2 separate regions of the Homo sapiens genome follow, and region 1 is linked to region 2. The links are chromatin loops, found by intact Hi-C in ENCODE. Cell type or tissue: endothelial cell of umbilical vein. All regions are shown on one strand. Each heading gives the region's core, and the rest is flanking DNA. Links, peaks and the distances in the headings are about the cores only.

Evidence for each region. Peaks named below come from ENCODE experiments on the same cell type or tissue, not always from the same donor. Only the 100,000 strongest peaks of a DNase experiment are listed, where the experiment ranks them.
Region 1: it touches region 2 in a loop (5-fold over the local background); 5 of 110 quality-filtered maps call a loop at or near these places.

What each region holds. Positions count from the first base shown.
Region 1 is chr4:96,347,255-96,357,528 of GRCh38, forward strand. The region is part of intron 1 of LINC02267 (long intergenic non-protein coding RNA 2267); the gene reads left to right. It also overlaps the pseudogene RN7SKP28. Among named protein-coding and RNA genes, the nearest start is that of LINC02267, 42 kb to the left of the region's middle. In endothelial cell of umbilical vein, for the core only: a CTCF peak has its summit at 5,196 (motif pointing left); DNase peaks (open chromatin) are centred at 5,017 and 7,017; H3K27ac peaks cover 1,382 bases.
Region 2 is chr4:95,833,028-95,843,301 of GRCh38, forward strand. It overlaps PDHA2 (pyruvate dehydrogenase E1 subunit alpha 2), which reads left to right and starts at 7,066. Exons shown (of 1, transcript NM_005390.5): 1 at 7,066-8,437. The coding sequence starts at 7,124. The coding sequence ends at 8,290. RefSeq lists enhancers at 5,125-5,727, 6,583-7,084, 7,085-7,584. In endothelial cell of umbilical vein, for the core only: no CTCF peak of the experiment used is centred there; no DNase peak of the experiment used is centred there.

The DNA of each region.
Region 1 (10,274 bases), core at 1,229-9,228, 510 kb after region 2:
GTCCACACAAGAAACCTGCACATGGTGTTACTGAACCAAACCTGGATCAGCTTGCCTAGTGCAGTAAAGTGAAACATCCACACCAAGGTTGTGCAGTAAAAGAAAGGAGGGCATTTATTTGCAGAGCAAGAGAATCATGCAGCTTCTGCATGAGACCTGACCTCTCTGTTGGCTAACATGAAAGGGTTTTTAAAGGATGGAGTAAATTTCAGGAAAGCAGAAGTTACAGGCAAAATCATAAATTGATACATAGTGTTTATATGTTGGTTTGGCTTAAAAAGGTGGGCTGTCTTAAAGCAGGGACTTACAGGTCATAGGTGGATTCAAAGATTGTCTGATTTGCAGTTGGTTAAGGAAGCAACGCTTTGTCTGAAAACTTGAGGTCAACAGAAAGTTAAAGTCTGGCCTGTGGGCATGACTCTCTCCATGTTCCTCAGGGAGAAATTTAGAACAGATTATTGTGGTCAGAGTTCAACCTTCAGTGCCCCCCATCTGTGTTCTTTGGTTTCTGTAAAACAACTTGGGGACATACGATAAGATGTTATCTTTAGTTTCTATAGAAAACCAAACATCTTGTGGCTCCACTTCCTTGGCTATTGTTTTAAGCTATTATTACCTTCTTGCTTATTAGATGACTCATGTACTTCTCAAGGCTAGCTAGGTGTCTGGAATTTCCCTTGAGGGACCTCAAGATTTTTCTTAATTTCCATTCTTGAGGAGTGGCCCAGCAGACCCGTAGAAGGGTTTCTTCTCCATCTCAATGGATGTTTATAACTGCTTTATTGATAATTGCCAAAACTTGGAAAAATCCAAGATGTCTTTCAGTGGCTGGTAAATAAATGGTAGTATATCCAAACAATAAAATATTTTTGGGGAACAAAAGGAAATGAGCTATCCAATCATTAAAAGACATGGAGGACCCTTAAATGCATATTAGAAAGTGAAAGAAGCCAATCTGAGAAAGCTGCATACTGTGCGATCCCAACTATATGACACTGGACATGAAAGAAAATATTTTGAATTCTGAATTACATATGCAGGAAATAGTTGTGTTTCATACATAAAAGCATCAGGAAGACATATTTATAGACATATTCAGATATATTTATTTTACAAGAATATCTTGTATTCTTCTGGAAGAATACAAGAAATATAGCTCTTCATTAACATTCTAGATGTTCAAAAGATGACTCCAAATAAATAGCTTACTTGTGGAGACGACAGTATTTAGGGGGCTTTTTGATAGAATTTCAGGCATTCTAGACCCAGATAATCTAAGCTAATCTACATGTTCATTTCGTCTCTCTTCTCAGTAAGATTTCAATGGTGGAAATTGGACTTCCAATACTACATGAGGGAAAGTGTGCTAATGGTTTCTGAGAAAATTTCATTATACCTAAGAATGAAGAAAGAGAAACTCTCTTTTTCACTTAGCTATTTTCCTCTTTGTCTCCTTGTCTTTGGATGTTGCTGTGGTATCCGGAATCTCTCCAGCTATTTGCTGTCAGTCTGAGGTTAAAGTTTACATTGGTCCCCAATGATATTGAGAGCTTGTTTGGAGGTTCTAGCAGGGGAGCACAGCTACTTGTATACACTTGACCGAAGACCAGTCCTCGGATCTATCGAGGATGGTCGTCCTCTTCAACCAAGCGTGCAGCTTTGGGAGGGACATACATGGAGCAGTGAGAGAGGAAGGGGACACCCGCATAGCCAGCCAGATCAGCTGAGTCAACCCTGACAATCAATGGGGTGACAGATGTCACGGCCAGATCACCCTCACATCTGCTCCTCAATGATATTGAGACTGATGTTCATTGCATTGGTCTTGGGTCCTATACCATCTGTAGGCTTCTAATTATGAAAGATGCATTTTCTAAAAATTTAAGGCAACTTGAGTTGGGGATTATAAAATTTTTTTCTAAAATGTATTACCTGATAGGATCTGAAGGTATTAAGAGATAAGTACATACACTAAAATATAGGCATAACTAAATAACTGATGATTTTATTGAGAAAGGAATAATACAACTTATTTATTGGAGAAGACATACTATGTGATATAAAAATAACCAGTATTAGCTATCTTTACTGGCTGTGATAAAAAAAAAAAAAAAAAAAAACACAAAAACCATAGAACACACCAGTCACATTAAAAGTGAGGGAAGAGAGGTTGAAGAAAGTGTTCATTAATTCATCAATTTTCTCACCTTCCACAGAAGGAAAATACCATATACTTTTATCTAAAGTTATTAAAGCAGAGAAAAAAAGTTTAAGTTATGATTTAAAGTAAAAAAAATGATTATTTCTAGCAGAATAATAACAGATTATAACTTTTCCGAGGCAACAGACCGTATAACAAAAGACAGAACAAAAAGAGAAAATGAAGATGTATTAACAAAATGTCAGATAAGATGTAAGAAAGAAGACCAAACAGATGCTCTACGAGTGGCAGAAGGCTCTGGTCTGTCTGCATTTTGTCTGGTGTTGGACAAATCACTTAATCTCTCTAAGTCTCAGTGTTTCATCTATAAAATGGAAGTAATAGTAATAGTAGCTATCTTATAAGGTTGGAGTGAGCATTAAACGAATTAAAGCATATAATGATTAGAATGATGGCTGTGGCTGGGCCAGGTGGCTCATGCCTATAATCCTAGCACTTAGGGTTGCCAAGGTGGGGAGGATCATTTGAGGTCAGGAGTTCGCAACCAGCCTGGCCAACATGGTGAAACCCTGTTTCTCCTAAAAATACAAAAAAATTAGTGGGCATGGTGGCATGTGCCTGTAATCCCACCTACTTGGGAGGATGAGGCAGGAGAATTGCTTGAACTCAGGAGGTGGAGGTTGCAGTGAGCCAAGATCGTGCCACTGCACTCCAGCCTTGGTGACAGAGTGAGACTCCATCTCAAAAAAAAAAAAAAAAAAAAAAAAAAAGAATGGTGGCTGTCACATAGTAAGCTTTCAAAAACAAGTTAGTTATTTATTGTAAAAGGTTAGCCATTCTTGTGGTGGCTCATCACAAAAGAGAGCATTGATTATGATTCATTCTTGGGTGACAAGTCGCAATATTATAAAGCTGCCTATTTTCACTAAACTGATCTCTTAATTCAACACAATTACAATCAATATCTTAACAGACTATTTTTATATGTCATAAAATTTAGATGTATTTCTGGTTATGTATACATGTCTGTATCCAGCTATTTTTATTATTATAGTAATCCTATCCAGTTAGAAGGGAAGAAAGCATTAAATATCAATAGAGAAAATACGGATTTTTTTTTTTTCTCAGCAAATGCTATTGAGTAACTGGCTAGACATTTGGAAAATAAATCTTTTATCTGGATTATAACAACACCTCCTAACTGATTTTCCAACTTCCACCTTACTGATTTTTGGATTATTCTTAACAAATAGGCAGATAATCACTTCTCTGCTCAAAACTCTTATTGTTGCCCCACCTCACCTGGAATATATGGCCTGCAGAACTCTGTAATTTGGTCCCTCTTTCTTCTGTGCATTACCCTTTCCATCTTGCTGAGCAGCTCCTGCTCCCTAGTCCCCTGGTTGTACTTCAAACACAACAGGCTTGATTTCAGGCCCTTGTGCTCCTTGTTCTCTCTACATGAAATATCATCTTCTTTCAAAACCGAATTCAGCTTATTCCCTCACCTTCAGGGTTTTTACAATCTCACTGAGTGTGCTAATGGAAAAACTCTTATAAGTAATTACTGCTCTCTCAGCAACACATAATGATATAAATAAATAAACAAATAAAAAATTTAAAAACCTGATTGTAGCTTAGTCTTTGGGAGAGCTTTAAGGGAGAGTTTAGACTATTTTAGGGTAATTGATATGGCAGCCTGATTAACTTTGGATACTATTTTCTTGAATTTTCCCAAATGTGTCTTTTCAAGCATTATTAGCCACGTGTTTGATGTTAGCATATAAAACTGACATGTCTGATTTTCCAATGATCTTGATATATCAAAAAAACTAATCCACTAAAACAAAAACCTGACAAAATTATGGTGATGATTACATCGTGAAATGGATGATATTGTTTTTTTCCCTGAAAAGATGTTATATAGTTTGAACACCCACCTATCTATGCACACACATATATATAAAGCTTCTATATGTAATTACACACATATGTAATTTTAAGACGTATGCATATTAATTTCAAAGCAAACAACTCGAACATGTGAGAGCATAATAAACACAAGTACTATTTTAATAGCAAGTATTTATAAGTTTATATAGCAATATAACTATCTGATAGTTTCATTATGATTTATATTTTTTCATATATTTCAAGATTAGAATTTTCATTAATTTTGGTTGTGAGTGTTTGACATTTTCCCATTTAGCAATGATTATTTTTAGGGTCTCCTATCCAATGCTTATCATATAGGCAAAATACAGAGAAGAATACACAGGATTACATGGCTACATGCATAGGAAATGCTAAAATTGTGAAATGCATATGTTGCTTGTCTCAGCTATTTTCTGGTCAGTACAATCTCATAAAAGACTATGTGTAGTTCACTACTGCATTTAAAATTTCTTAAAATTCTTTCAGTGTCCTTACAGGAAATTTTAATGGAAACAGTAGTTTGCAATAAAATTCTAGCAATTTTTAAAATGGCAGTTTTTTTTTTAATAGAATGTATTAAAAACAGAAGACATCCTTTGAACAGACTCCCTGTTCTTTTAGCACCATCTTCACTATAAGTTTCTGTGAAATCATACAGCTTCTTGCCATCCTCACAGGGGCCTGACTGGACAATTGATGCTTTCAGACACCTGCTGCTCACACATCACAGTGTGGATAAAACCTAGTTGATTGTAAACCCAGAAGTTGCAGCCAGAATGCTTTCACAAAGGTTTTGTTTTTGCTGAGTCAGTTGAGATGTTTGCAATTGTCTGATGTTTCAACTTCACAGCAACTTGATAACTCTTCTTATCAACAGCACAAACTCATAAGGCAGACAAGAATTTCCTGTTATACGTGTCATAAACAGTAAAGTTCTGTGTGGATGTGAGCACGAGCACAGTTAAATCATATCATTTAACATAGAATCCAAAAATGTTGGATTGCATAATTAATCAATTCCTTTTTTTTTTTTTTTTGAGCACCTACTAACTGCCATGAGGGTGTATGGCAATTAACAAAACTGAGAACGCCCTGCCCTCTGGTGGGAAGTCAGATAATAAACAAGTAAAGGGATGAATGCAAATTATGTTAAGCACTTAGACTTCTTTTTGATGGGGTTTCCAATATGGAATCTTCTAAGATCACATTCTAGAAAAATAAGTCTCTCTCTTTTATTCTTTTTTAAAAGGGACTCGAATATCACATGGTACATTGATGTTACCATTTCCTAAATAAAGCTATTTAGGAATGGAAAACACACAGTTAAGCTACATTTTAAAATTATTTTTACTTGACATGTAATAATTGCACATATTTATTGGGTATAGAATATTTTGATACATGTATAAAATGTGTAATGATCAAATCAGGGTAATTAGGATATACATGGCTTCAAGCATTTATCATTTCTTAGTGGTGGGAACATTCAAAATCCTAAAGAGACTTAAATGTTCTTTAAATATTTAATCAAGAATACCTCACTGACCACTTAGTGTTCCATACACCTATCCATACAAAAAGGATATAGTTAATAAATAGATTGAAGATCAGATATGTATACCTAGAGACATTATTCCTCTTCAGATACCAAGACGTTTCTGAAGCTGTCCCTTTCATATAAGGCCAGACTAAATATATACTTGAATGAAGAAATAAACCAATGAATTAATTTTAGAAAACATGTAATGGATATGTTAATTCTCATCTTTGAAAGAGTAAATCAACCAGTTCAAGTTAGACCTATTGTCTAAATTTTAAATGGCAAAGAGAATTTTTATCCCTACAATAAATACTTGAATAAGCCACATGTTTTCCTGAAACAGTTGGATATGTATAGTATTTACCATCTCAATGGCAAATGTAAAAGGAATAGTATTTGAACGCTTTGAGATCAAAATATTTATGATTTATATTTAGGTTAAATAAAGCTAGAGTTATTTTTACTTGAGGGACGCACTTATATAGAGTGCATTAAGTTATTTCTGACCAATTTTCCTCAAGTGTAAATACCAATGAATGCATAGACTTCTTTTTAACATATTGAAAATTAGCCTCAGAATAGCATTGTTTAGCTTTGAATTTGCAAAAAAGTTACATGCATTTGATTCAAATTATATAAAAATCCATATCTGATATATAAATATTACATGTAACCACAAATGGCATTCTCCCAGTATCTTGTATATACTTAAATTCCCAATAAATAATTTATAAGGCTTAAATTTTTATTTTGAAAAATCATCAAGAGTGCTAGAAAGCATGAAATATTATGAATTAAGCTTACTATTCATGACAGAAAAATTGAAAGGGCTATGCTATTCATATAAAAATTAGTGATTTTACTTTCAAGGAAAATAATAAGTTTCACAGGTATTTTTTTATGGTGTTTCAGATGCATTTTATCAATTGGAGTCTATTTCCATGTTTTGGAAAGAAGATGCATCATTACTTGATCAATAAGCAGTAAGTCTACTAGATGTAATTATTTAGTTATTTCTGTCTTCTTGGAGTACTCAACTGCTTAATCAACCTAATAGGTGAAATACACGTGAAACTGTAGGAGAACAATTCTCAACCTTTTTCTCCTCATCCAGGGAGCATGGATTCCCTCATTTTTTATCCACTGCTTATGCTTTTCATGGCTTGGAGCTGGGAGTATGGGCTGTTCTCAGAGACTCCAACACATAGAAATTCACTGGAGCTATGGAGTAGAGATAGTAACTTTGGAATGAAGAAAGAAAGGAGGTTCCCTCAGACACTCGTTCAAAGATAACCACCTGAGATGTTTTGCAGTTCCCAGGCTAACATGCAAGTAACACCATTTACTTTCACTTTCCGATGCCAGGGATTTGTTCAGCTGCTATCATGTGCAGCTGTAACTGTGATTTCTTTTCTCTGGCCTACTTGGGAAGAGAATGAAATCTTTAACTTTGAACAAAATCTCCTCCCAAAGCACACAGGTCTTTTTGAAGTTTTCACATGCAATGTACTCTCACTTTCAGGGTCTAATCTTACACATATGCCATTTGAAAATTAACTATGTTCTTTAGAAATGTTCACCATCATTAAATCAAGCTTTTCTTATAGGAGGAGATAGCTCTGTAGACAAGGGCAAAGCAGGGTATGGAAAGAACAAGGGGTGCTGAAATGGAAAGGCAGTGAGTTGTGGACTTAATTTCTTTCCCAGAGCTTCCTCTGAGGAGTTAGATTTAGAGATGTGAGAAACTCACTAATTGTAAACTATTTGCCAAATCCCCTTAATGTCTGGTAGAGTTAATAATTTCTTTACATTTAGAGATTTAGATTGATTGAAGTTTTTTGCTATAATAGAGCAATAATCAGTATTTGCAATAAAGCTCTGCAAATTTGAGATCTGTCCTTAGGACAGATTCCCAGTTGTAGAATAACTAGTTCAAAGGGCTTGATTTGTTTTATTCATGCCACTTCATGTATATGTATTACTCAGATATTTTCTGTAGATATTCTTATAATTATATAAGCAAGCTGTGAACATATTCAATCTACAGTATTCTGATCAGAGTATTTTGATGTGAAAACATTTCCATTAATTTGATAAAGAAACTTAGCAAACACTTCTCTACTTCTAGCAACAAAAAAGTAACACCCTATGATGATTCTAAAGAAATGTGTAAACTTTTATTTCATACTTTTAAAGCAAAATTAAAGTAATAATAATAAATGTTGACCTTCCTAAATAAAACATGGTCTAAGATTAATAAAATTATCCTGCAGAATAGCCATTCATGTTTGGTTTCCTTAGCTTTCTATTCCTAGTGGATTTTTTTTTTTTTTTTTTTTTTGCATTAAGTGGTGGTAGCCTTTAAGAGAAAAGCTTGCAATTTATGTTGTAGTAGCAACTAAATAACTCTTTAATAGATTCCTTCAAACTCAACTATATAGACTATGTCAACGTAACATTGCAATTCATTTGCTATTTCTCTTACTGCTTGTGTGTTTTGTGTTTTTCGCTTTGTTTTTTGTTTTTATAGACTAGCCCCAAGCCCTCTCATTATAAGATTTTTTTTCTGGATAAAAATGCTTCCCTGTCTATAAAATATGAGTTAAACCTTTTTGTCTTACTGGATAGATTGAATCCTTTCACTACTAGGTGTATTAGTTTCTATGTTGCATCATAACACCCCATCAAAAACTTAGCAGCTTGAAACCACATCTATTCATTATCTCTCTGGTTTGGAGTCAAAAGTTCAGGTCCTCTGCTCAGGGTGTCCCAAGGTGGCAATCTAAATACAGGCCAGACCGCTTTCTTTTCTGGTACTCCGGATTCTTTTCCAAACTCATGTGGTTGTGCTGAATTCAGTTCCTTATTGTTACATTGACTGAAATTGTTACTTCCTTGCTGGCTATCAACCAGGAAATGCTCTCAGATCCTAGGAGCCCCCTTATACTTTGTTGCCTGTTATGTGGCCTGCTTAGGGGTCATTAAAAACATAGCTACTTATTTTTTCAAAGCCAATAGAAGTTCTCACTCAAGTAAGCTAAAAATGGAATGTATAATCTAATCATTCAAGTGACTATCTCACTACTTTTTCCACCTTCTATTGGCTAGACACAAGTCACAGGTTCTATTGCACTCAAAGACTGCCATCTTAGTAATCTACTCACTATAAGAGAAAATATGACAGCATTTTACTGCCCTGGGATCTGTCAGGTGAACTGTTTCATACTTTCTCATTCTGGAGTCTTGCGGTGCATCTGTCACTGTACTACACTGTCTTACCAGAAAAAGAAGTCTGGTCAGCCTGTGTAGGCTGGTTTTCTAAATATTTGTCATTATTTGTTTTTTTCTGCATAATCCAATCACCTTAATAATAATAATATTAATACCTAAACTATACAAACAATTTTCTAATTTATGAAACACTTTTATGTAGCTATTTTACTTCTTTAATTCTACTTTCCAAGAATTTAGTAAATTTTAGTGGTATTGTTACCAGTGCTCCTGGGTTCTTATAACCCCCCAGGATAGAAATCAAGAGAGACCACCAGACATAGCAGCAAAGAGAAACAGAAAAGTTTATTTAAAGCTTGTGCACAAGGAAGTCAGCACCGTGAAAGGACAAGGCAAGTTGCTCCCTGGAAGATAGTATGTGGGTTAGTTTTATAAGTCTTTCTATAGGGAAAGGTTTCACCAGGCTATGTATAGGCGGGATTTCTCTAGCACTTGAGCAGTGGCTTTACATGATTCTTCATACATTGCATATAATATTAACATTTTAAATCTCCATCCCTGGTCATGACTTTTAGCATTAAAATGAGTAAGAGGTAACTACAAGTTGAGGTTTAAGGCAGACTGTGCATGCAGGGTCCTGTGGAAGTCGTTAGTCATCTAAACCAGGAACTTGCTGTTAATAATTCTTGGGTCTTTTGTTGATGCTTGACTGGCTGGAAGTTAGGTGAGCTACAGCTTGAGTAAGGGGCTTTTGTTCTTTTTGCTCTAAATCACTTCAAAACAAGAAACCAGCCAGGTTACCTGTCTCAGTATTAATTCATTCATACAAATACTTTTGCTCAAAAGCTAAATAGTAACTTGCCCAATTTAGCATAGAGTTAGTTGAAGCCTTGTGATTTTTTTTCTTTTACTATTCCCCAATTAGAATGACCAGACAGTTGTCTCTATGCAGTCTTTGGTTGGCTAAGGTCAGAAAGTCAACTATTTCTCATTTTGGTTTAACTTGCCAAGTGCAAAAAAGCAAAATAAAAGTTGTTCTTTTGTCAGAGGCATTCAAATCACAGTGATTACATCTTGAGTGAGAGCTAGGAAAAATAAGGCTGGGACTTGCTGGGCTGCATTCCCAGAAAGTGTGGTATTCCTAGCCTCTAGAAGTTTATGGTTAGGGGAACAGATTGATAACATTTACTAAATAGACCCAGACTTGGGAGTGTCCTGATATCCCAACATCTTGAGAACAGAAGCATCTCTAATTTTGCTTTAAAGATAATAATATTGATTCTTGCAATATATAGTGATTAAGAACATTTATCCTTTATCACAAACCCTTGTAGCGGAGTACATTTCCCCATAATCCTTTTTGTAACCCTATATATAAATTATTGTACTAGGGTGGACGCGTTCCTC
Region 2 (10,274 bases), core at 768-8,767:
TATAATATGATGCTAAGGAAAAAAACTCAAGAGTTATAAAACATATAACCTTGATTGTATTAGAAATAAAAAGATAAAAATAAATCAAAACTTAATAGCAGATAACTTTTGGTGATTTAATTTTTCTGTCTTTATGCTTTTCTGCATTTACAATATAGAATTTTTAAAGACACTGTAGTCAATATATATATATATATTTATTAAGTTTATAAACCAGAAATAGGTCTCTGATGATGAGAAACTTAAGATGAATAGATATTTTTATTTAAATGGGGAGAAGAGAGAAAACATTTCTTTTTGGAAATTTTCAAGTTTAAACAGCTACAGGGTTTTAACATACTTTTTCTGGTAGACTAGAGAGAATGAAGGAAGTTAATGTTGAAAATATAGTTAGCATCTCCTTACTGGTGAGAATTAAACCAATAAATCACATGAGTCCCTTTGGGTAATCATTTAAGCTGGCAAGAATAAAGCATACATCATTAAACTTTAGACCCCCACTTACTTTTTGGGTGGAGGTTGACATACAGGAAATGAAGTCTGGAGTACAAGCAGCATAAAAAAAATGATTTTAATTTTTAAGTTGGGATAAGGGAATATCCGTGGAAAAACACTAATGTAGTGAAGAGTTTCGAAGAGTGATAACACTGAAATTGTCATTAAATTTAACCAAGTCCTTGATGTGAGAAATTTCAGTTCATTGTTGACAACACAGATTGCAGAAGCATATGGAAGCAATTAGAAGAAAGTAAATGGAGACTGTGGGTGCAGGCTGCATATTTGTGGAGCTTGACTAGATAAAAGGAATAATATAGGATGAGATCTAAAAGAGGCAATGAGGAGTCTGATATCTTCTTTCAGAGCTGAGGAAATCTGAGCATGAAAGCAAGCCAAAGAAGAAGACAAAATTGATGATTCTTTGGTGGGGGTGTGGGAGTGGGGTGAATATGAGAACAGTATCTCATTATGAAGGAATAGCAAGTTCTGTAGCAAAGGCTGAGGAGTTAGATTTCCAGATAAGAATATGATTCCTCTTCTGCTGAGATTAGCAGGAAGGAAGTTCTGATAGATGTAAAAATTCTTCAGGAGACAGGCAGCTGGGGCAGGGGAGCAGTGTAGGGCATGCATGCAGGAAGCAATGGATCACAACAGAAGATTCTGGCTCTCCGTGAATCAGATGCATGAGCTGAGAACATGCCCAGTGTTTACTGGGCTTACTACCCTTGCTGAGTCCGTTTCTGCTCTGATCAGTGTCAGGATCCAATGCAGTCCATATGACTTTTCATATAATATGGAAAAGTTCCATATTATATGAAATTCCATGTTATATGAAACTTGGAAATTCCCTTGGAAAAGTTGTAATGCATTCTTATAAATACAGGTGATTTTTACCATGAAATGAACTGGGAAGAAAGCTAGATGAAAGTATAGAAAAGTTAAAAGCTTTTGGAGAAATACACCATAAATTTCAGTGGGATATTCAGGGTCCAGAAGATTGGAAGCAGCATGACCAGCTGGTAGCCCTGACAAGAGCTTGTTAAATTCCTAATGAACCCCAATAATCTTGTTGCCTGATTATGTTTTGATGAGTGCTTAAGATGTTTAAGCTTAAAAGCTCTTCTTGGACACTATTTTCATTTACCATTGGGCCTCTAAATTGAAATTGTCTCTAAGGCTCCCCGATAATGGCCTTTTAGATTTTCAGTGTTGGGTAATATGGAAATATCTTAGAATCTAAATGCACAGTGGGTCCATGGGAACAGAAAGATTCTCATGCATGAGAAGCTCCATAAAACATCTATAGCATTGTCTTAGGTTGCTTGGAGAAACTGCATTCATATTCATAATGTATTGTATAATTATGAGATCCTGATTTTCATATTTCCCAGTGTGCCTTTTCAGCTCTGCTGTATAACCAAATTAAAGGAGACTACACAACTTTACAAAATTAGAGTGTTCTGTTTTGTATATTGCTGTTTGACAGTACTTTATTTTTAATTTGTTCATCATTGATCCTAATAAAGACAAACTGTCATTTTAACCATTGCCTGGAATGTAATACATTAGTTTTATTGCATCTATAACAGCTGCTTATGTGTCTCTCCCTCTGTCTTTCAATGATGAGTTGTCCTTTTCTCTAGGCAGTGCCAGGAAATCTGGAAGAGCTCACAACACCTCTATATAAACTGGATTAAATAGAGGAAAATTTAATTGTATGTTATTATTGTACTTCTACTACTTAATACAGAAAGGGGATATATAAAAGAAAGGCACTTCATGCATACATGATGAATAAACGAAGAATAAATATTTTACTTTTTTAAATTAGCTTTGTATTTGCCTAATTCCTTGGCCTCAGTTTCCTCTTCCAGAAATTGGGAATGAGACACTAAACCATATGAGGGTCAAATGAGCAAACTGTATTTCCTGGAGATACAAACTTCCTTAACTTTGTATCTCTAGGAAAGAGATGCAAGTCTATTCTATCACATACCTGGGAAATATTTATGATGTTTTATATCTCAAATTAATGCATGTAATAATCGAAAAATTCATTCTCATTATTAAAAAAAATTATTTGCCAAGAAAAATGTGCTTATATGTCTGTACATATTCACAGGTATCTCCTATGAATCTATTTGGACAGAATCTATACAGGTCTAAGTTTACGATGTAATAGATAACACTGTGCCCTAGCTTAGATGTAAGACAGGGCAAAGAAAACTGAAGATGTGGTCAACAGTAGGTTCTTAAAGTGGGGTGCATGATTAGCAATCTTCCTCAAAGTCTGTTTCTCTCAAGATTTGTGTTTGTCAAATGTGCTGCTCAAACTTCCTTCTAGGGGGCAGCAGTGCCCTGGATTTTTGCCAATATTCCTTCCTCTCTCTTTAAACATCCGTCAGTGACTTAGGTCTTCTTCAAAGAGGCAAAGTCAAAGGAAATAGTCGTGGTAATTTTGTTATTACATGGGCATACTGATATTAGAAACAGTTAATATTCCACCAAAAGTCATTAGAAGGGTTGTGGGAGGGCATATATAAAGAAAACGTAATAACATGGTACAGTTAAGAGGAAACTAATATATTAAAACGACTGCACAGAGGAGAGAAGCCCTCATTGCAATATTGAATATATAGCATTCATTTTTACTAGCATATTTTGTGTATACTTTATTGCTAGTATAATAAAATCAAGGTTACTAGGGGTAAATGTATGTTTATTTGCAGAATAAAAATTTGAGACATGGGGTTTTAAGTATGTGAGAATTAAAATCTGCTAAGTACAAGATTTGCCCAAGAAGTGTAAAGATTTTAGGAGAACAGGCAAATAGATTTAACTCTGACTTGGACTTTCTTGAAACTGCTGTGATTTGTCAGGAATGTTTATTGAATTAATGATTTTTCCTTTGAATGGGGATTGTGGTTTTACAAAGCAACTCAAAATATTGAGCAGGAATCAGTTCAAAACTCTTGACTCATGTTCTAGTCCTCTACTGGTTGAGACACCAGACTGTAGTAAATCTTGACAACAGATTTTATACATAAAATTTTACTTCTTATGTCACTTGGCCATATTCAATTACAGCTCTAATTATAGAGAAGTTATTAAAATGTTCGCAAAGTTTTATTTTACAATTTTGCTTCATGATCTCTTTTATCATATATGTTAGACCCTCATCCCAAACTCTTGAAATAGTGGATTTAGCACTAGGAGCATGATGACTCAGATGACTCCGGTCATCTATCAGGAGAAAGATGGTGGTCCATCTGTTACACTAAAAATTAACCCACAATGTCTTCCTTTTTCTCACACCATCATTATCTGGGTAGGATGAGAAGCACTTCTACTTTACCTCTCATTTCTAATTAAGTCTTCTCTTTGAATTAATCTATCCTGGATTTTTATTTTAATCATATTTCAAATATAGTAAGATCATACAAGAAAAAATATTGTTTGCCCAAGCCTCTGAAGTGTTCTGGAATAGCTTTGCTTATTGTAATATTAGAGAGAAACTTTGCTTGATTGTCATCATTTTTCAAAATATATGGTACTGACATTGTGTCTTTTCTCCAACAGAGAAATTCTTCTCAGAGTTATATATATATAACTTGTAATTTTTGCACTAAGTTCTTACTCATCACTCTTAATTGCCAAATCTTAGAGCTATGAAAAAAATACACTGCCACTAATCATCTAATGAGATCTGATATTGCTTATCTAGAAAATATTCACTCTTTAACAGCTTTCTTCACCTAACATTTGGTGAAAAAGTGCAATAATTACTGAAGAAATGTAAATATCCTTCAAACATTCTCACTGTTCTTTTTCACATTTCCTTGTCTATTATTTAAAAAATATGTGTTATTGATGCCATGGGAGTGACACTTTTAAGATAAATTCAGAAATACCCCTGTAGGATCAACCATCAGACATGAAATGTGAAATGCTGTCACACTGGCATGAATGACTGCTACTATAATCACTGGCTCTTCTTTTATAGGGGTTTTTATTAATTAAATGTAAAGTCTGCCATTGGCCTTATAAGAGTGCTCATCTGTTTTCCTTTAATTTCAAGTAGATTAAAAGTGAGATTTGGTGTTAATTAAAAACTTAGAATTTATGGGGTTTCTAATTGCAAATAACATTTCTGTGGTGAGTACGTAGATGACTTCTTAGTTCTGTTTGGTAATCAACATAGTATTGAACAAGGACAGGACAAAAAATAAATCATTTGAAGAAAAGAACACCATCATTGGCTCTATTGTCCGTGAATAGCTTGAATCCTATCTAGCTGGGGGGCATGTAAGAGGAGAAGCTCAACAGCTCAGGATAAACATTTTACCCTGATGTCTGGAAATTTCATTCTTTCTTTGAAAAATGTAGATGGATTTGGAAGGATAGCAATAAAAGTCAAAAAGTCATTATCAAGATTAATCAGTTTAATTGAAATGCTTCAACATTGTTTGATTTCAGATGTCTATTTTTAAGTTGAATTTAGGATATATAGGGTAACTGATGACCAAGAGGTCTATGGGAGTTTCACATTTTATTATTTATTATCTTAACTAGATCCTGTTGAGAAATTTTTTTTTTTAAAGGACATCTTCTGTGGGAACCCGTAGTACAGATATTTTCCAATTAGCATCTTTGTATGTTCTCTTCTGGCATGAGTCGGGTTTAGGCTTGACACACTGGGCTTTTAAGGGGAGCTCTATCTTTGCAGTCCAGGCTACGTGTGACAAGATTAAATTGGCACACTTTACTGTACAGCTCTTGTGTTCCTGGCAGCACTGGCCTGGCTGATACCTCTGAGAGAAGGCTCAGCTGTCACTCACTGACCCATTAACACTACTGTTCTATCCTGCAGTGTCATTTTTCTCATTCTTATGGAGATAATGCTCCCTGGAGATCTCCAATACCTGGAGGAATGAAAGAGAACAGCAGAGACAGGCTAACTATCAAAGAGGGAGCAAACAACACAGCAAGACCATGAATTCCAACAGTTGAATTTTCAATTGAGTGAAAAGATGAGGCCTATTATGATGGCTGGGTTCAGAAGGTGGGGAGACGATCAAGTTTTAAGAGGTATCTTAACTTTTTAACAAGCTATTTTCTCTTTTCTTCCTGAATATTAAAAGAAGTGCCCAAAATAACACCTGCAACTAGATATAGAGAAGGCAGCTGCTTTGAACATGTAATAGGGACATTTGGGTAAGAATTTATCATTTGCAAATAGGCAATGGATATAAAACAGAGCATGCATTAAGGTGAATGGCTTAATATTCTAAATAAAACAGGATCCCTAGTTAGGGTTGGCTTATTGGGGCACAAAATCGCCTTCCTGGTAAAAGCACAAAAAGAGAGAAATGATATGTGATCTTTGTATCCCTTGGTCTAAGGCTTCTCTTCTCTTGTGATTGAACGGTTTCCAGTGGCATAAGCAAACTCTGTTGCTCTCTTGTAGTCCAAACTGTGTATTGTTTGGTGGGTCACTTTATAAGAAGTAACACTTTCTAATGGTTACTACATAAAAAGGCACTATAAGAACATGTTTCTAGATTTCCTGGACTAAGGCTGGTCCAGTTTGATTGATATGAAAGCAAAATAAATAAATAAATAAATAAATACCACCTGAAAGTCTATGGAAACCTGCTGAAGACATTTTTATAGAAAACCAAAAAGAAAAAAAAGAGGAAATAAACAAAAGGAAGAGCAAAAGTGAAGTAGTCAGAAAATAGGGATAAAACTAGGTAAAAACAGAGATTCAGAATTATTAAACAGAGTAAGGAAAAGTGGAATGTCACAAACTACAAACTTTTTACCACAATCTGCACCTCAACCCTCTCTCCCTGCTTCCAATTTTCCCACACCAAGCAAAGTTTATTACTGGGTTTAAAGTGTTATCCTCAGGCCGAGGTTTGTATACATTTTCCCTCCCCACTTCAAGTGTCACAGGTGCTAGACGCCATCAGGATAAATGTGGCATATTATTTGAGAGTACTGACTTTTCTTTAAAAGGGGTTTTTGTTAACGTGCGTGTGCTTGTTTTGTTTTTAAAGTTAATTAAGCTACAAATAATTTACAGCTTTGTTGTTACCTTAAAATACATATGGCACATTATGGAGCAGGATAAATATTCATACCTATTTTAAAGATCAAAAACAAGACATTAAAGAAATATTGGTAGGAAGAAATACCTTTGGACTAACTCTCAGAACTCTCATGTGCCTTAGGGACTGAGTTTGTTCCTTTCTTCTATTTGATACGCTTGTCGGGAAAGCTTGAGATACAGTGCTCCAGGGTTTAACAGGGAAAAGGGACTCAGATTATTGAGGTTCAGCAATGACGGCGATTAGGATGCCCTGTAGTTTGCCCAAGTCCTCCAGAAAAGGAAATCACTTTTAGTCTTCATTTTACAGCTGGCAGGCACTGTACAAATCAGTCAGCTCAGGCTGCGTGGCCCATGTCCCAGTGCTGTGCAGGACCTGCCTCTATCACCCGTGTGCACTGCCCGGATGGTGCCAAGCGCATTGGAGCACCGGAAGGAGACGCGGAGCCGAGGCCAGGCCTTCCGGCGGTCGTTACGGGACGCCGCTGCCATCTACAGCACTCCGTGAAGAATATGCTGGCCGCCTTCATCTCCCGCGTGTTGAGGCGAGTTGCCCAGAAATCAGCTCGCAGAGTGCTGGTGGCATCCCGTAACTCCTCAAATGACGCTACATTTGAAATTAAGAAATGTGATCTTTATCTGTTGGAAGAGGGTCCCCCTGTCACTACAGTGCTCACTAGGGCGGAGGGGCTTAAATACTACAGGATGATGCTGACTGTTCGCCGCATGGAATTGAAGGCAGATCAGCTGTACAAACAGAAATTCATTCGCGGTTTCTGTCACCTGTGCGATGGTCAGGAAGCTTGTTGCGTGGGCCTTGAGGCCGGCATAAACCCCTCGGATCACGTCATTACATCCTATAGGGCTCATGGTGTGTGCTATACTCGGGGACTTTCTGTCCGATCCATTCTCGCAGAGCTGACGGGAAGAAGAGGAGGTTGTGCTAAAGGAAAAGGAGGATCGATGCATATGTATACCAAGAACTTCTATGGGGGCAATGGCATCGTCGGTGCACAGGGCCCCCTGGGCGCTGGCATTGCTCTGGCCTGTAAATATAAAGGAAACGATGAGATCTGTTTGACTTTATATGGGGATGGCGCTGCGAATCAGGGGCAGATAGCCGAAGCTTTCAATATGGCAGCTTTATGGAAATTACCTTGTGTTTTCATCTGTGAGAATAACCTATATGGAATGGGAACATCTACTGAGAGAGCAGCAGCCAGCCCTGATTACTACAAGAGGGGCAATTTTATCCCTGGGCTAAAGGTCGATGGAATGGATGTTCTGTGTGTTCGTGAGGCAACAAAATTTGCAGCTAACTACTGTAGATCTGGAAAGGGGCCCATACTGATGGAGCTGCAAACCTACCGTTATCATGGACACAGTATGAGTGATCCTGGAGTCAGTTATCGTACACGAGAAGAAATTCAGGAAGTAAGAAGTAAGAGGGATCCTATAATAATTCTCCAAGATAGAATGGTAAACAGCAAGCTCGCCACTGTGGAAGAATTAAAGGAAATTGGGGCTGAGGTGAGGAAAGAAATTGATGATGCTGCCCAGTTTGCTACCACTGATCCTGAGCCACATTTGGAAGAATTAGGCCATCACATCTACAGCAGTGATTCATCTTTTGAAGTTCGTGGTGCAAATCCATGGATCAAGTTTAAGTCCGTCAGTTAAAGGGAGGCTACGTGTGAATTTATCATCAGTCTCTCAATGGAATGTTCATGGTCAAATTTAAGAAACTGTGTTCTCAACTCAAGGAGGAATAAAACTCATAAAACAAAAGCCTTGTAAGCATTTATTAAAAGAGATTATTAAAAGAGATTGAAAGACATGCATTCAATAAAAGTGATATTATATTCAATTATACTGTATATTTTTGCATTAAAAGATACTATATAGGTAACAATTTAGTGTGAATATCTTAAAGATTATTTTGAACTTATACAAGTCTAAAATAGGAAAAGGAGATTATTTAACTTCCCAAACTGTTTGTCATAACAGTTCCATTTGATTTAGCTTTATACTATTTTAATGCATTCTCTTCTTTAAAAGAAAGTTGTTTCCTGCTTCCCCTGCCATGGGTTTCTATGTAGAATCACCATCCTGAGGTAAGGAGATTATTTCAAGCTACTCAGGACACCTATGGATATGTAACCATTTACTTGAATTACCTAATAACGAATACAGTTTAGTGTAACAGTGTGCGCATGCGCACACCCACACACGTGGTGCTGAAGTTTGTTAACACTGACCGTTTTTCCAATAATATATGATATTTAACAGGGCAGGGGAGGAAGAACAAGGATTTTTTTTTTTCATATTATTGTATCTTGTTACAATATTTTTAGTCTTTTAACCCTTAAGGAAAAATATAGCAAAAATTAAAATCTAGGGGAAAAACTGCATTCCGCTTTAATCTTTAAGTTAAAGCTACTCTTATTTTGCAGTTCATTTATGCCCTTATATATTCTAAAATTTAATGGGCCATTCTGGTGAATTTCAGACTGAAAAATGAATAAACAGAGATGGTGATTCAAAGAGTTAAGCAGAGGAGGTGACATTAATAAAAAGTTGAAAGTAAAATCTACCTTGCTTCTTACTAGCTGTTAACCATGCGTTACTAATCACTACATGATCAACTATTTAGTATCTTTTAATGCAACAGAACATTCACAGATAACTTTTTCCAAAGGAACACACAACATGTCTTTTCTGCAGTCCAGCACCATGTCAATTATCAAGTCATGATTTGGTGAAAGCAGTTTTACATGGTTATATTCGACTACTTAAAATCCTGCTGAGCTTGGTGTTTGGTGTATGTTATTTTTCTGAGAGCAGAGATGATAATTTGCCTGTGATTTAAGAATAGTAGGTGGAACATACCAAAACAGTCAAAGGTTAACCCTTTTTCTTTACTGTACAGCATCTACTTCTACAAATAGAACCTAGATTCTAAGAAATAAGAAAACCAAAAGCTCAGAGGCCTGGGAGAAGATGAACATATGTACATATATATACAGGCTTAATCTCCGTATCTTCTCCCAAACAAGTTTAAACAGGTAAGATAACCTAACATTCCGAATTCGGAAAGCAAAGATAAACATTGTTTTGCTTATATGTAAGTGATATTACTAGCTAACATGTTTTGATTAGAACACCGCAGTTGTTCAGAGGTGCTTGGACTGGATTCCTACAATTAAAAACAAAAAAGGATTTTTCATACGACATTCAGAATAATAAGTACATCCTTCTAATGATAAAGAATTCTTTTTATTTTTACATACTGATATTTTCACATATTTGCAAGTGGAAGATAAGCTGCTCAATTAAGGCTATTTTACATATGCAATATACAGAAATAATTTTTAAAGTTTTTCAATAGATTCTTTTGATGACAGCAAAAATTAAGATACAAATAATTGATTAGAAATGAAACCATCCCTAAATCAAGATACATAGATATTGTACTTCACTTCAGGGAAATAATCCAAATTTTGTTGTTAGAGGAATAAAGCATGTTTGTCACAACACAATATATGTTATCAAATTCCATTAAAGAAGGAGGTTTTCAATGTTTTCTATATTAAACAATGTTCAGATTTCTTGCATACATTGAGTAATTATAATCATATCACTGGTTACGCACAATTCTGTAATC